Linked DNA regions of Mus musculus: region 1 is linked to region 2. The links are chromatin loops, found by intact Hi-C in ENCODE. Cell type or tissue: left cerebral cortex. All regions are shown on one strand.

Region 1 (8,000 bases), 1.3 Mb after region 2:
GATGAACTCAAAATAATCTCATGAAGATGTCAACCAATACCACCCTTAAATCTTCAGAGGTGAAGGAAGTGTCTGCCTTGAGACTCTTGAATTGCCAAACAGCTCATCTGGCTTCTTTTGAATAGTCATATTATTAGTCTTAGAATGTTGCAAACATTGTAAATAACATTATTATGTTATGGCACCCATACAATGTGCAAGGATGTGGACATAATTTCATGTTTCTAGTACCTGTAAAAAAAATGATGTGAATGTACGCACCTGTAATCATAATGCTGGGCTTGGGGGGGGAGATGGAGACAAACGGGCTACTGAGCTCACTGCTAAGCCAGCTTAGACAAATCAGTGAGCTCCAAGTTCACTGAGAAGCCTTGCTTCAAAAATAAGGTGGAAAGCAGTAGAGGAGGACACTCAGTGTTGACCTCTCGTCTCCACATGCCGGAGCACACATGTGCATGAACATCCTTGTACATATGTGCACATACATGAATGCATACACAGTCATACACATAGAATTGCATATGCTCACTTTCATCAAAATTAAAAGGACCCTGTCCACTATGACTTTCCCCCACTTTAATCTGGTATAGTTTCATATTAGAATGAAAGATTTCCTATTTTACATTTCTCCAGCCTTTTATACTTAACATTTTGTTAGAAATATTTTCCCACAGCATGCCAGGCAATTGAGATTCTTAGCAATTGTCCAATTTCTCCCCTTTGTGTGCTCCACACACGTGTAGCCAGCACTGTAAATTCTTGCATGCCACCTAAGCTACTTGGTTAACTCTTGGCCTAAGACGACAGTTGTCCACCCTAAGTCCACAAATATATAAATTAAACATATATACATATATTTATTTGTGCTTTAAAATTTAAAAGATACACATATGTCATTAGCATCGCTTTCCTAAACATTCATTTGTTATTAATTTATTCGCCCCTATTTTTTCCAGTGCCTACCATGAGTACAACATCATGTTCCTAGACACATTTTACAGACCAAGAAAATTATGCTTTAGAACATTTGTATAATGATAGCTAAATTTCACACTTACGAAATTACAAAAAGCTGTGTAAAGATTCAAGGGTCTTTGAAGCCCTCTTTGGTTCCACTTACTTGTCATTATTTAATCAGAAAGGAGCCTTATTGGGACGCATATGGTGTAAATAGTTCAAACGAGAGAGATTTGGATGTCTTCAAGACAGAGGGTTTTCTTACACTTCAGCCTTTAGAATGTTGTGTTTCATTTTCCCTCAGCTTGGCACATTTTGGAGGGTGGAATGTCATTTTTCCTTACACCAGAAATTAACTGTTTTTTTTTTTCTTTTCTCTTTTCATGGAAGAATTTTCTTTTGTATGGAATTCTTCTGATTTGCAGGAATCTGTACATTTGTAAACGCAGCATGCATGCTTTTAAAACCTCATCCCACAAGAGAGAACTTGTCCTCTTCTCCTGATTCGAATGGAATTGAGCTTTAGAAGAACAGGTTCGTGCACAGCCTGGAAATCTCAAAACTGAATGAAAGGAGAGCTTTGGTTATTCCACCAAAGACTGGCTGCAGAGGCTCTGCTGGGAAAGGGGACAGCAAGAGAGAGGATTTGAACTCACCCGAAGGCTTACTGAGTTGAGGTGCTTTTCGTTGAGGTAAGTAAAAGTCAGTTCAAGTTTCTTGTAGGGCAAAAAGAGGCGTTGCCACCTCTTCATTTATGATCCTAGATACTCTGAATTTTAATTTTGAATAGAAGCATGACACACTCTCTGACTCAAATCATTATGTTCTCTCCCTTAATTTTTTTTCTCTCTTCCTGTTTGAAGACTTGTGAGAAACAGATATAAAGCTGAAAGCATCAAGTGGAACATGTAACAGGAGAAATTCTGGCTACTTCAAGCTTTTCCTTAGAAATGATTTGTTTCTTTTTCATCTAATCTGACTGCAATGAAAACATACATAAAACCCTACTGGGCTGCTGAGATTAACTTTTGCTCAGAGGGAAAACCTATTTTCTAATCCCACCCCCCCTTTTTTTTGTTCTCTCTCATATTTTAAAAAGTCTCCTCTGCGATCAGCCAAAGACTGTGTGACGAGGATCTATCCTGTTCTGTCTTTATACCATCGATCTAGGTAGTACCTGCCAGGCCCCTGCTTGTAGACAGTAAGGCCCCCTCTTTTTAAATGCCGGATTTTGTCTTGTTGTTATATTTTATGTTGATCATCAATTAACTCTAAGCTGCCTTTAAACTTAAGTGCTTTTTACACGGAGTGAACCAGCACACTGAGTATGCTTTGAATAGAAGCTTTGCTAAGGGCCCTACTCCCAGTCTTTCAGAGTTGGAGGATGTTTTTATAGCATCTTTGGTTGGTTGCCGACAAGTGCCTTCAATATAAATTGCCCAACTTTATTTATTCTTCTATAAAATGTACAATCAGTGTTTCAAACCTTTTTCTCGATATCTTGATATTTAATGTTGACTATTAGGACATTATTGGGGAATCAAAATTATTGAAATAGTAATTAGTTTTGGATTTTATGCCGATGGTGGACTTTTTACTTCCACTGGCTGGCTTTATGCCTTTTGCAAATCAATCAGTTACACTGTGAGTAGTGTGATTTGAATATAAGTCAATATTATGTAGAGGTTTTTTTTTTTTTTTTTTTTAAGATTCACTCATAGTATGCTTCAATTTTGAGCCTACTTGAGTAATGTTTTAAAAGTCTTAGCTAGTGGAGTACTATGAATCTATAGTCTCTATCGTCTAAATAAATGGCAAGGCCATATGAAACAAGTTTTATTAACTACTTGTATTCATTAGTAATAAAAACAATAAGAAAATTGAAACTTTTTGAGTTTTTACAATGTGGAGGTCCAATATTGTTTTTAAAGGCATTTAATTTAAACCTTATAGCCTCATTAAATACAAGGTGAAAGCTACTTTTCTAAGGCTGTACTTACATTAATTCATGAAGGTCGGAATCAGATATCATCCGTGAAATTCCAGAGTCCATGTTTTGTATCTATAGCTAATAACTGCAAATGTACTTGGTGTGTCTTATTTACAGCTATCAAAGTAAAACCATTTCCCCATAAAACATCAATGGATTAGACAGTTAAAGACAGGATACAACAGAGTCACAGTAGAAAAATGGAAGCAAGGTTATTAAAATTGAAAACCAAAAGATTGGTATTAATTACTACTATAGAAGGTACATTTGGAAATTTTCTAATTGACAAGGAAAACAAACAAACAAGAAAGGAAGTGATAGGCTACTTGGCTCTCATTTCACCAAAAAGCTTCAGACACTCCATTTCAAATATCAACGATTTACAACACATGTCTACCCTTCTAGCCCTAATCCATTTAGTAATTATTCATTTAATTTTAGTTATGTGTATGTCTGTATGTATATATGAGTAGTATGTGCATGTTAAGTGCAGACATAACCATGATACCAGAAGCATCAGATAACCCAGGACCTGGAGTTGCAATCAGTTGTGAACCACCCAGCATAGGTGCTAGGAATTGAACTCAGGTCTCCTGCAAAAGCATTATATGACCACTGAGCCATTTTTTTCCCAGAAATGTATCAACTATGTCTTATGGTCCTGGTATCTTGAGGACTCAGTGATAAGTAAAATTGCTCTTTGTTTTTATGGAGTGTGTAATAAGAGATGAAATAGCCATTGAATCTTTATTAGTCTGTAGTTAGTAGTATTATGCGTTCTGGATTATTATGATGAATAAGGAAAGAAAAGCAGATTTATGAGAGCATGTGTCAAAAGAAAGTGGTCTAGACTTGGAATCCTGAAGAGCATCCCCAAACAAGTGGAGCTAGAGCTGAAGCTAAAAGGCTAAACATAGATCTCGTGGCACTAGCTTCCTGGAGGTACAGAGTCTTCAGCCCCAGCCTGGACCAGCTAAACCAGAGCCTGCATTTTAGCAAGAGCCTAAGGTGGCACTTCTGACATAATCCTTAGAGGGCACAGACCTAAGGAAAGGGTGAGGAACTAGTAAAGGATCAACATTTTCAAAGACTCTAAGGTTGGGGGTTGGTGAGGCAGGGAAATGGTCTAGGAAGAAAACGGTCTATGCACACGACACCGCATGAGCAGGCTGGGTAAGACTGAGAAATGCTCACATCTGTGGTGATTTCTGAGCAAAGGGGAAATATCTGATTTGTCCTTGGAAACATCATATGTCCTTGGAAACATATGGAGCCCAAAAAGGGGACAGCTAGAGAACAAGGCAGTTATAGGTGTGGAGACTGGAAATATGAACTGGGGAGTGAGAGTGAATAAAATGTTGGACAAACACTTTGGCAAGATGCAAATTGTTTTTCATAGGGCCTTCTCAGATACTGAATTTCCAACACACTTGCAAATTCAGTTCAGCTTTTTAATAGAAAGATTAATGTCATCTGACTTCATTATTTCATTGTTTAATACAGTTACTAGAATACAGATGGGAGAATCAGGGGAAACTGAGAGTCGACAGGTTTTGTGTTGCGGGAGGAGGCTATTGAGCACACATAAGGGGCCGTAGGTTGGGTAGTAACAATTACTGCTTACAGTTCAACATGGTTTTGGATGTTCTCAAACACTGATAGCTTGTCCTGACTTTACTTTGCTAGTGTTAAAGGAGATGTATAAAACTGAATTCCAAACACATATAACATGGATGCTATTCTTATAAAATTTAAGACATTTTTTAGTGTAAAAATGGCTTTCATTAGACAGACTCATATATATGTGCATATATATACTTGTATTTTTTATATTTTGCTCATATTAGTTTCTCTTTCAATAACTCTGCTGTATAGAGTCCTTTTTCTGCTTTCATGAAATATCACACACACACATATATAGATGTGTATATATGTGTGTGTATATATATGTGTGTGTATATATATATATTTATTATAAAGGAAAATGTAATTTACCTGTCCCCTCATTAAATTTTTTCTTCTACTTCATGCTCTCTCTTTCTCTTTATATATACAATATGTTTGAGGTTCTGTTATACATATGAGAGAAAATATGCAATATTTGTGTTTCTGAGACTGTCATATTTTTGAAACAAACTACTGTCATTCATTTTCCTGCATATGTCATAATTTTATTTTTCTTTGCAACCAAATAAAACCCCATTGTGACTGCGTACCACGTTTTCCTTACTCATCTGTTCATTCATGGGCCTCTGAGAGGTCTAATCTTAGCTTCTGTGAATGATACAGTAATAAATGGAGACATACAGGCCCATCTGGGAGGCAGCATGGCATTGTCTATTACTGATTGCTTATCCCAATGTAATGTTTAAATTAATATTTATCATAAAGCAGTGGGCTTTATTATGGGATTTTTCATATATACTTTGTTTTTGGTGATCCTCTTTCCCTATTCAGTTCCCTCCCCACTCCCCTGACCTTCCAGCTGGTTCTCTTTCTATTCTCCCACAAGCCTCCTGCTTTCCTCTCTCTCTCTCTCTCTCTCTCTCTCTCTCTCTCTCTCTCTCTCTCTCTCTCTCACACACACACACACACACACACAAGGCCTGGTACTCTGTTGTTTTCTCTTCCCTAACCCTTCTTAAGACCCCCTTTTCCCTTTCCTCACCCTTTTCTGGTTTTGTAACCTATATCTTCCTCCAAACACTCTGCCAGATGTACAAGTTGAAGAATAATATTCTATCATGAATTAGAATTATTGGCATGGCCAACTTTATTCAAAAAGCATATCCTACCTCTATGAGGGAAGTAGTGAAAGGTAGATCTAGATGGTCCCATAACTTTCATTTTGTTCAACTAAAGGACAAATGCAAATGTTAGCAATTTATAATTTGGAAGCTATGACTTGAGTAGGAAATTTAAGTGTATATTTTATCTATAATTATGTATTTATGAGAACATATATATGTATCTTAAAGAGTAAGCCAAAGTGCCTCAAGAACATAATATAGTGGGTAAAGGAATTAGCAGGAGTCGATGTATCTTCGGGATGGAGAATAAAGATGATTGAAACATGAATAGTCCCTGCAAGAGTGAGAGCAGTGGCTGTTACCAGCAATTTACTATGAATGAGCCTATCTAGACTTTACATAACACACAGTACACAACATACAATATGTAACAAAGCAGATCCAGCAATCTTGTGTTTGGACATTGTTAATGTTTTTCTATTACTTTTGACAGTGCTTAATCAATAAGGAGATCTTCTACTTTAATAGAAAACTTGAAAATCAACAACAGAAATGGTTCATGTCTATTCCTCTCTCTCTCTCTCTCTCTCTCTCTCTCTCACACACACACACACACACACACACACACACAAACACACACGCACACACAATCACACACACATAGTAATGCTCTGCTCCCTCATACAGTTATTCTTTCTCACATAAGAAAGGGACAAGGGATAAGATACAGATTCATCTGCCATTCTAGTTTAAGTATTCTAATACCCTTTGACTGTAGGTGAGGGCTTTTGTATCATATGATCTGAAAAAGCAGAGTGATAATATTCACCGAGATGACAGGGCTGGGGAGGACAGGCAACACAAGTTGCTCAGCCTGCCACAGATGGTTGATTCTCCTGACCACCTCTGTTCTGAGTTAAAGGAACGAGTTCTATAATAGAGAAAGCAATGTTGTCCAGTTGGCAACGGCTGTGCCCCTCACACACTGCTCCTTCCAGTGCCCTCCCCTTCCTTCTGCCTGACCTTATCCTATGCCCTGGTTCTTGATTTTTATAATCCTGACTTCGTTCTAGTTTCAAATCTCTAATTTATTGTCCTTTAACATTAAACAGCCCTTGATAATTGTACCTTTGTTACAATCTAATGTTGGGCCCATGACATTGAACCTTGCTTGCATGTGAGTCAATCTGTCTAAATTTCTATTTTAGTACTTTCTTGCCTTTTGGAGGTATGTCTATTAGTAACGATCCTGTGACACTTTGCAATATCACAAATAGAAGGCAAAACACTAAAGAAAAATGTACATTTTAGGCATCAATTTAACACCCACTTTTAAAGATTGTGCCCGTGTATAATATAGTATTTTTTTCTAAAATTGCCAGGTTCTTCATTTCTGAAACTTTGATTTGATTTTCTGATCCATTCATTAAAATACAATAAATTCTGATTTCCCCAATATATACTGGTAAATGATATAATATATGATTAACACATTAATTAAGTTTTCATGTTTTTATTTGTCCAATGAATGGAATGGATTCTATAAAAGAAGATAATCTCAAAATAGGAGCTTAAGAAGGAAAATGGAACTTGATCTCATTTGTTGTGCTGACAAAGGTTTATTAGAAGAGTTTGAATGTGTTTCCCCACTGTATGTTATTTCTAGGAAGAAACGATAATGAGCTACTTATTGGGTTCTTATTTACATGCCTGTATTTAACATAAGACCATGGCTTGAGAAACTTGGATTACGGTGGTTATGGGGCTAAGTGTACTTTTCTAACGATCCTAAACTAATTAATATTTCAACGTTAGTGTCAATATTGAAATGACCTCATGATTTTAATTTCTCATGTCAAGTGTTTTTGGCTGCAATTATTACATACAGAAACTGTAATCTCTTAAGAGAGGAAACATCCTATGGAGATTAAAGCGCGGTGTGAATGACTGCACATGGAAGTACAGGTAAATGCCCTGAGAAGCCTCATTCTGTCTGCCCAGCACACAGCAGCACACGGTTTCCTATGGGTAAATCTAGGGTTGACTTCAATTTCATTCTCCTCTCCAATGAATGGGGGTGGTTCTAAACATAATCTCATGGAGGGGTGCTACCCAGCCCCTGCTGAGGATCAAACCCAGGGCCTAGTGCATACCAAGGAATGTCATTTTCCCACTGAGCTACAACACCTGCCCAAGGTTAGGGGGGACTGACTCTAATAGAGTCAAATAGTCAATTCAGCTTTTGTTGTTGAGGAAAAAAGAAATCCCATATCGCCCACAGTATCACGCTGTCAGAAGTGTGT
Region 2 (8,000 bases):
ATCTTGTTAGACCTAGTGATAAGAGAAAGCAACTATTTAGAAGTTGGACTGTTGCTGTAGTAATTCTGATCACATGGTTGACTCTTAGTACTCTGAAGCCAGTGTCCAGAAAGAATATGGAGTTTAGACATCATTGGTCAGAACAACAGAGGTGAGTGGGTCATTCTGGTGGAAGTTTGGGAGATAAGAATGTAGATAGAAATGTGGACAAGGTGGATCAGAGCATGAGTTTCAAATGGGAGCACAGGAATAAGAATTGTATTAGACACCATTCGTGTTATGTTACGGTAAAAAATGGCTACATTTTCTCATGTTCTGAAAATCAGAGTGAGACTGAATTCAAAAGTAACAGATTAATTTATTTGAAACAGGAAATTTTAGGCTGTAGAATGGTTATTACTCACAACTTTTAGCCAGATTTATAGGAAGAAACTAAAGCATGAAGATATGACAAATATATACTTTACTAAGGAAAGAAGGATTAACTCATTAAAGCAACAGACTAGGCAGATGTGCCGTCTCAGAGAAATGCTGAACTTGGTGTTAGGATGATAGCAAAGATGTCTAAAGGGCTAGACCCCACTTGTGGAAGGCTCTAGTTTTAAAAAGGCAAATCCCTTTTAAAAATGTTTTCTTTTAAAAGAGTGTGTCTAAGATCACAAAGCATCATGGGCTCTCTGCTCCAACAGGGCTGCCCGGGGATCCAGATACCCAGACAACACTGATGTCACGTCCAAGGGGGCCCAGCTACAGCTTGAGCTGGCAGGGAAAGTCTGCTGCTATTCACTCAATACTGACACTGCAGTCTTTGCTGACAGCTAGAGTTGTGGGTTCATGGAGGCTTATACTGAGGTGCCAGGGTAAAAAAAAATTCTTGTGTAGCCAAGCAATACATAGCATAGTCATACTCTTCTTATGTCCTCTCTTGGGGATATACTGTGTGACTCTGTGAAGATGAAGACTAAGTCACAGTGGCAACCTCAGATGCTCGGGGCTACGCATAGCCTGAAACATGCACCACAGAAAAGCAGCCGCTCAAAAGAGAGGCCATGTTTGCTGCATATGGCAGCATAGGCAAGGCTGGCTCCTCCTGGGATGACCCACATGTCACCATACGCTTAGGGATCTAGACATGGAGATGCAGGGTTGAGTGTTTGCCCTGCTGGATTCTGGTCTGATCTTTCCTTTCTAGCCTCCATTTTTACTCTTTTCCATTGCATATTGGAAAGACGAGAGACTTTACTTATCTATTTTTTACAGGAGCTCTTGGTTAAGAGTTTGTTTCAAGTCTCGGTAAAAACTATCTTTTACCATTATTGGGGCCATTAAAACTATGAGGACTCTTGAAGTTGCACGGAATGCATTTTTGCACCATGAGATGGACCTGGGCCCATGAAGACGAATGCAAAAGTAATGATTTCAATGTAAAATTTCCTGTACAGGCTCATGTGTTTGAATACTCTAATTGGTGACATTGCTTTGGAAGGCTGGGGAACCTTTAAGAACTAGGTGCTGGACAGGCACTTGAAAGTTTAGCCCAAGCTTGGTTCGGATCTAGCTTTCTCTGCTTCCTGTGAGAAATACTGCCTTGGGCTCTCACCCATGCAGACTGAACTGCTCCCCCACACATCCTCCTCTCAGCATGATGGACTGAAATCCCTTGAAACTGTGAGGTGAAAACAAGTCTTTCCTCTCTTAAGTGATTCCTGTCAGGGACTTACCCACAGTGATGAAAAAAATAGCAAGCACCAGGTCTATAGTTTTTAGTTCTGCCAATTGCTTTGCCAGCCTTTTCTTCAGTCCAGTAGTGAGTAAGGTGTCCTACCTACATTTGACATGTTCATTAGGGGCCAACACATGGCAGAGAGTGACACTATCTAATCCAATCACGTCCAGTAAATCTTCAACCCTCTATCAGGAATCACCAATAAAGTGTAAACTGCCAATACTACGTAATATGGCTATTTGGGTAGACCTCCCAGGCTGTGTGGTGTGCTCCCTCCACTCTATGATTTCAGAAACTCTCAGGAAAGACATGGCATAATGTCTGAAGACTGTGCCACACTTAAGAGATGTTACTGTGCGTTTGCAGCGCATCAGTAGCTGGAATCGTAAAACTGATAGCCAGGCATCACAATATTTAATTTAGGAATACCGCTCAAGATATGTTAAAGTGGCTCCAGGCTGCCTCTCGAAGGCAGCAGATAAACGACAATCTTGTATTTAGTTTTGTCTTAGTGGATTTTGAATTTGTTACCTGAACAGAAACCACTGCATAGCTCTTTGATGTGGTAGAAGGTTGAGGGTCACAACTGTGTATCTACTGCTAATTATTTATTCCTTAAGGCAGAAACCTAGCTGTCCTGGTTGGCTTTTGTCAACTGGTCACAAGTTGATCTGGGAAGAGGAATGTCAGTTGAGAAAAATGCCACAATCAGATTGACATGTGGATAAGTTTGTGGATCTCTCTCTCTCAGCAGATTCATATACACATTTATTAATTTCCCCAAAAAGTTTGCATTTCTTTTAATTAATTAATTATACATCTTGACCTCAGTTTCTCCTCCCTTCTTTCCTCCCAGCTCCACCTGCCCAACCTCTTCTACCTCCATTTTTCTTCAGGAAAGGGCAGGCCTCCTATGGATAAAACCATGCATGACGTATTGAATTGCAGTAAGACTAGGCACCCCCCTCTCCTATTGAGGCTAGACAAGGTAATCAGACAGAGGACAGGGTCCAAATGCAGACAGCAGAGTCCTAGACAAAGGTGGAGCATTTTCTTGATCAAAGATTGACATTGGAGGCCCCAGCCCACTTTGGAAAGTGGCACCCTTGGGTAGGTGGTCCCAGGTTGTATAGTATACAAGCCAAGCAAGCCGTGGAGTGCGGGCCAGTAAGCAGCATGAGGCATTCTCTGGTGCCTGCCTGAGTCCCTGCTCTGTCCCTCCATGACAGAGTATACTATGTACTAGGAAAATAAACTCTTTTCTCCCCAAGTTGCCTCTGGTCTTTGTGTTTATCATGGCAACCGAAACCTAATTAAGATGTAGCAAAAAGGGGTTTCAGCTTTGTCCTTGACGTTGAAAAGTGCATGCTACCCTATCCAATTCTTCTTGCCATTCTTAAAGTGGAGAGATCCTACCAAGGAAGCCTGAAAAGCTTACCAGCGAATCGGAACAAAACAGACGGAAAGAAGACGAGCAATCCTAAGACGATAGAGGAGGATATTTCAAATGACTTCTTTGGCATCTCATGTTCTTTCAGTCGCTATAGAGCCCTTGCCACAAGTAGGTCCTGTGGTGGGTTACAAAGAAGGTACATGAGACTGAACAAGAGTTCCGGAATAGCTAACCACAGCACGGGAAGGAATGAAGTCCACGCTAAATGCAGAGAGGAGAGAACAATAACTAGTGGCCACAACCTGCCCTTGGAGGCAGCTTCTAAGACAGAGCTTCATGTGCTTTCAGACGAAAGGCTATTAAAATCCAGTGTTCTGCTTGGGAGGCTTAAGAATGAGCCTTGTTGCCAACTGGGCATGAGAGATGTATAATGAAACTCATTTAATGAGGCTTTCAGAAAGCGGGAGTGCTTTGACTAGAGGCAACTTCCATTTGTCTGGTCATCGCTGTGGTTTGCTCTTAAGCAAAGGGCTTTGTTGTAAACACATTCCTTTTTTTTCCAAGAGGGCTCCACCTACAATAGAAGGAGCTTGCAGTTTGCTATGCTGACCAAAAGAGGGCACTTGGAGCTTTCTGATTTCTGTTGGAGGGCATTGGAGCAGGCGTTTGGCTGAGGTTTGTCCAGGTCCTTTCCAACTTCCATAGAGAAGTTAGGTGCAGTTAAACAGGGCTTGGATGTAGTCCTCTCTGGTCTTTTCTAACTAAAGACTTGTGTTCACATTGGTATGTGTGGACCTAATATTAGCAAATTCTTATTTTTGTTTCCTGGTGGATTTGTTTAAAATCAATATTTTAATGTGAAGAGGAGCTGCTGTTTTGATGGACAAAGAAAAACTCAGCAGAGAAAGGAATGATATTTATGCTCACCCTGAAAATGTACCCCTGTGAGACCCTTTGCCAAAACTCGGCTCTGCTGTGATTTGTTTGGACGTTTGACTGGGAGAGGATTTTCTCTTTCCTTTGGTTCCCATCAATGTCCCTTTCCTGTCTCTTAGTTGAGGATGTTGTATTGTTTTGAAGTCTATGGACTGTGGCAGCTCGTATAAAGTTCCGAAGATAGGGCCATTAAGCTTTAAAGTGACATCCTGGAGGTTGGTTTGTGGGACTTGTATAAACATGACTGACCAGCACCAAGTGATTGCAAGGATTAGGCTTACTATTTTGTTTTGCCTTTAAGGGCAATCCTGCGTAGGGGCCAGGAAGGACTAGGAGAGATCTGAGGTAAGATCAAGGACTCCCTAAGAATTGCTACTAATCCTGTAAAGACAAAACAATGAAGTGGCCAGTCTGGTGAAAGCTAGGCTGTGGGAGCTTTAGCCTCCAACCAAATTGAGTTGTGCGATGATCTGTGAGCTCTGCTTTTCTGCCTCTTAGTCATCTTCCAGTTACACATCCAAAACAGAACTGGTCTTTCAGCCTTTTCTAATGGCATTTTGTCTCATTCATCTTAGTCCCCCGTGCTAAGCACAGCCTCTGACACACAGCCATAGTCTCTCAAACATCGGTTTAATGAATGAAAGAAGTAAAAAGTGAGCAATTTTCTGAGGAACTGCCAGACTGATTTCCAGAGTGGTTGTACAAGCTTGCAATCCCACCAACAATAGAAAATTGGACATAGTACTACCGGAGGATCCCGCAATACCTCTCCTGGGCATATATCCAGAAGATGTCCCAACCGGTAAGAAGAACACATGCTCCACTATGTTCATAGCAGCCTTGTTTATAATAGCCAGAAGCTGGAAAGAACCCAGATGCCCCTCAACAGAGGAATGGATACAGAAAATGTGGTACATTTACACAATGGAATACTACTCAGCTATTAAAAAAATGAATTTATGAAATTCCTAGGCAAATGGATGGACCTGGAGGGTATCATCCTGAGTGAAGTAACCCAATCACAAAGGAACTTGCACAATATGTACTCACTGATAAGTGGATATTAGCCCAGAAACTTAGGATACCCAAGATATAAGATACAAATTGCCAAACGCATGAAATTCAAGAAGAACGAAGTGTGGACACTTTACCCTTTCTTAGAAATGGGAACAAAACACCCATAGAAGGAGTTACAGAGACAAAATTTGGAGCTGTGACGAAAGGATGGACCATCTAGTGACTGCCATATGCAGGGATCCATCCCATAATCAGCTTCCAAATGCTGACACCATTGCATACACTAGCAAGATTTCGCTGAAAGGACCCAGTTATAGCTCTCTCTTGTGAGACTATGCCGGGGCCTAGCAAACACAGAAGTGGATGATCACAGTCAGCTATTGGATGGGTCACACGGCCCCTAATGGAGGAGCTAGAGAAATTACCCAAGGAGCTATAGGGAACTGCAACCCTATAGGTGGAACAACAATATGAACTAACCAGTACCCGGGAGCTCTTGTCTTTAGCTGCATATGTATCAAAAGATGGCCTAGTCGGCCATCACTGCAAAGAGAGGCCCATTGGACTTGCAAACTTTATATGCCCCAGTACAGGGGAACGCCAGGGCCAAAAAGGGGGAGTGGGTGGGTAGGGGATTGGGGGTGGGTGGGTATGGGGGACCTTTGGGATAGCATTGAAAATGTAAATGAGGAAAATACCTAATTTAAAAAGAATAAATAAATCTAAAAAAAAAAAAAAGTGAGCAATGCTGTTTGAAAAGAAAGAACACTTTAGTAGCTGACACTTTATTGACTCACATTTCTGATAATATAATGATAACAATGCCTAACATATATAGAATGCTTATGAAACTCAGTGTATATTCTCATAGTTTTGTCCTCAGATCTGTAATTGAGGAAACAGGGCTTCACCAACCTAAAATGGAATTTTAAGGTTAGATATTACCAGGGGACCCTATAATTTGATCCTCAGTGTGAATAGTTTTGAGAGTAAATGCAAGCATCATTTAGTATGCCAGATCAACGGCACAAATAAGACTTTGCTGGGAAAGTCAGTGTATGACTATACTGCCAATAACTGACAAAGAGCGTCTAGTTCTTCTGACTCTGTGTTCATTGTACTGCAGTGTCTCATAGGATAAGTAGACTTTCTGTTTCTTCCATTGTTAAGGACCCTCCAAGAAAACATACAATTCTCAACATACACATATCAAACTCAGGAGCATCCAATCCCGTAAAAACAAATATTAATAGAGAGTAAGCCACAGATTAACCCAATACAGTAATTGTGGGTGGTTTAAAGACTCCACTTTCCCCAATGGGCATACCATCTAGACAAAACAAACAAGCAAACAAACAAATAAAATAACAAACAAACAAACAAACAAAAATCAAAGAAATATCAGAGTGAAGTGGTTATTATTAACCAAGAGGCCCTGGGAAGCATCTACAGAATATATATTCCACTCTACAGTTACAGAATGCACATTCTTTTCAGTTTCCCATGAAAGTGTCTCTAAAATGGACCACATACTAGAACACAAAGCAAACCTCAACAAATTTACGAAAACTGAAATTACTACATGTATTCTTCCTGACCACACTAGAATGAAGCTTGGGTTCACAGAAGAAAAAAAAAAAAGCCACAACATAAACAAGCTCACTGAGATCAAATAAAACTCTAGTGAATGAAGAATGTCTCATAAACAAACTCACTGAGATCAAACAAAACTCTAGTGAATGAAGAATGTCTCATTGAAGAAATCAAGAAGGAAATAACAACTGCTAGAGTTAAATGAAAATGAAGACACAACATGCACAAATCTCTTGGAAACAATGATGGCAGTCCCAAGAGGCAAAATTATACCTCTAAGTGCCTACACTAAATAATAAGAAAGACCACAAACAAATAACTTAATGGTGTCCCCCAAGATTTTGGAAAAACAAAAACAAAGTCTAAAAGCTGTAGATTGGAAGAAATAATCAAAACCAAAGCAGAGCTCAATGAAGTGGAAGCCAACTTTAAAAACTAATACAAAGAATCAATAGTTTGTTCTTTGAAAAGATAGTTAACCAGAAGAAAGGCAGACAGCCCAAATTAACAAGATTAGAGACAAATAAGAGACATCACAACAGATAACAAGGAAATTCAGAAAAATCATAAGGCTATACTTTGAAAACTTGTATTCCACTTAGTTGGGTTCTTAAGAGATTGTGGGTTTTTAAGGAGATAGAATGTTAAAGTAGCCATGAAGGCCTGTTGAGAAAAAAATTCTTTCTTGTCAAGAGAATAAATCTCTGTTCTGGGTGTAGTCCTAACATTCTAGTTAGGGCCACACCAATTTTTCTGAGCAAGAAACCACCCCTTGGAAGATGATCACACCTGAAATCATACTATGAGATAGATAGAATAATTAATTATTCATACTAGGGGCATAACTCATGATTATTGAGCTAATTTCCATACTTAATGTAATCCCAGTCAAAAGTTTCATGCTGTTCTTTACAGAAACACAAGAAACAACCTTAAAGTTTATATGGAAGTATAAACGACACTGTGTAGTCAAGGGAATCCTGAGCAAAGGGCGTAATGCTGGAAGCATTACCACACCCAATCTAAAGTTATACTATAGGGCTATAGTAATAAGAACAGCATGCCACTGGCACAAAAGAAGACATGTAAATCATTGTATTTAATTCCATGAAATTACTGTCACCTGATTTTTTGTGAAAGATGCAGAAAACACATAGAGGGGATAACATATTAAACAAAAGGTACTGGGAAAACTGGATATCTACATGCCAAAGAACAAACTTAGATTGCTCAACAACAATCAACCTCAAATGAATTAAAGACCTCAACGTTAAGCTTTAGACTCTGATATGGCATATGGGGTACGATTCAAGACACAGGAGTAGGACATCCTGT

What was found. Hi-C counts contacts between places; a loop is a spot of excess contacts. Peaks named below come from ENCODE experiments on the same cell type or tissue, not always from the same donor. Only the 100,000 strongest peaks of a DNase experiment are listed, where the experiment ranks them.
Region 1: a loop joins it to region 2, with 4 times the contacts of the local background. A loop is called at or near these places in 2 of 42 quality-filtered maps.

Annotation. Positions count from the first base shown.
Region 1 is chr2:115,521,352-115,529,351 of GRCm38, reverse strand. No RefSeq gene overlaps it. Among named protein-coding and RNA genes, the nearest start is that of 3110099E03Rik, 13 kb to the right of the region's middle. In left cerebral cortex, no CTCF peak of the experiment used is centred here; no DNase peak of the experiment used is centred here.
Region 2 is chr2:116,834,457-116,842,456 of GRCm38, reverse strand. All of the region lies in intron 3 of Gm13990 (a long non-coding RNA gene), which reads left to right. Among named protein-coding and RNA genes, the nearest start is that of Gm13990, 40 kb to the left of the region's middle. In left cerebral cortex, a CTCF peak has its summit at 3,729 (motif pointing right); a DNase peak (open chromatin) is centred at 3,741.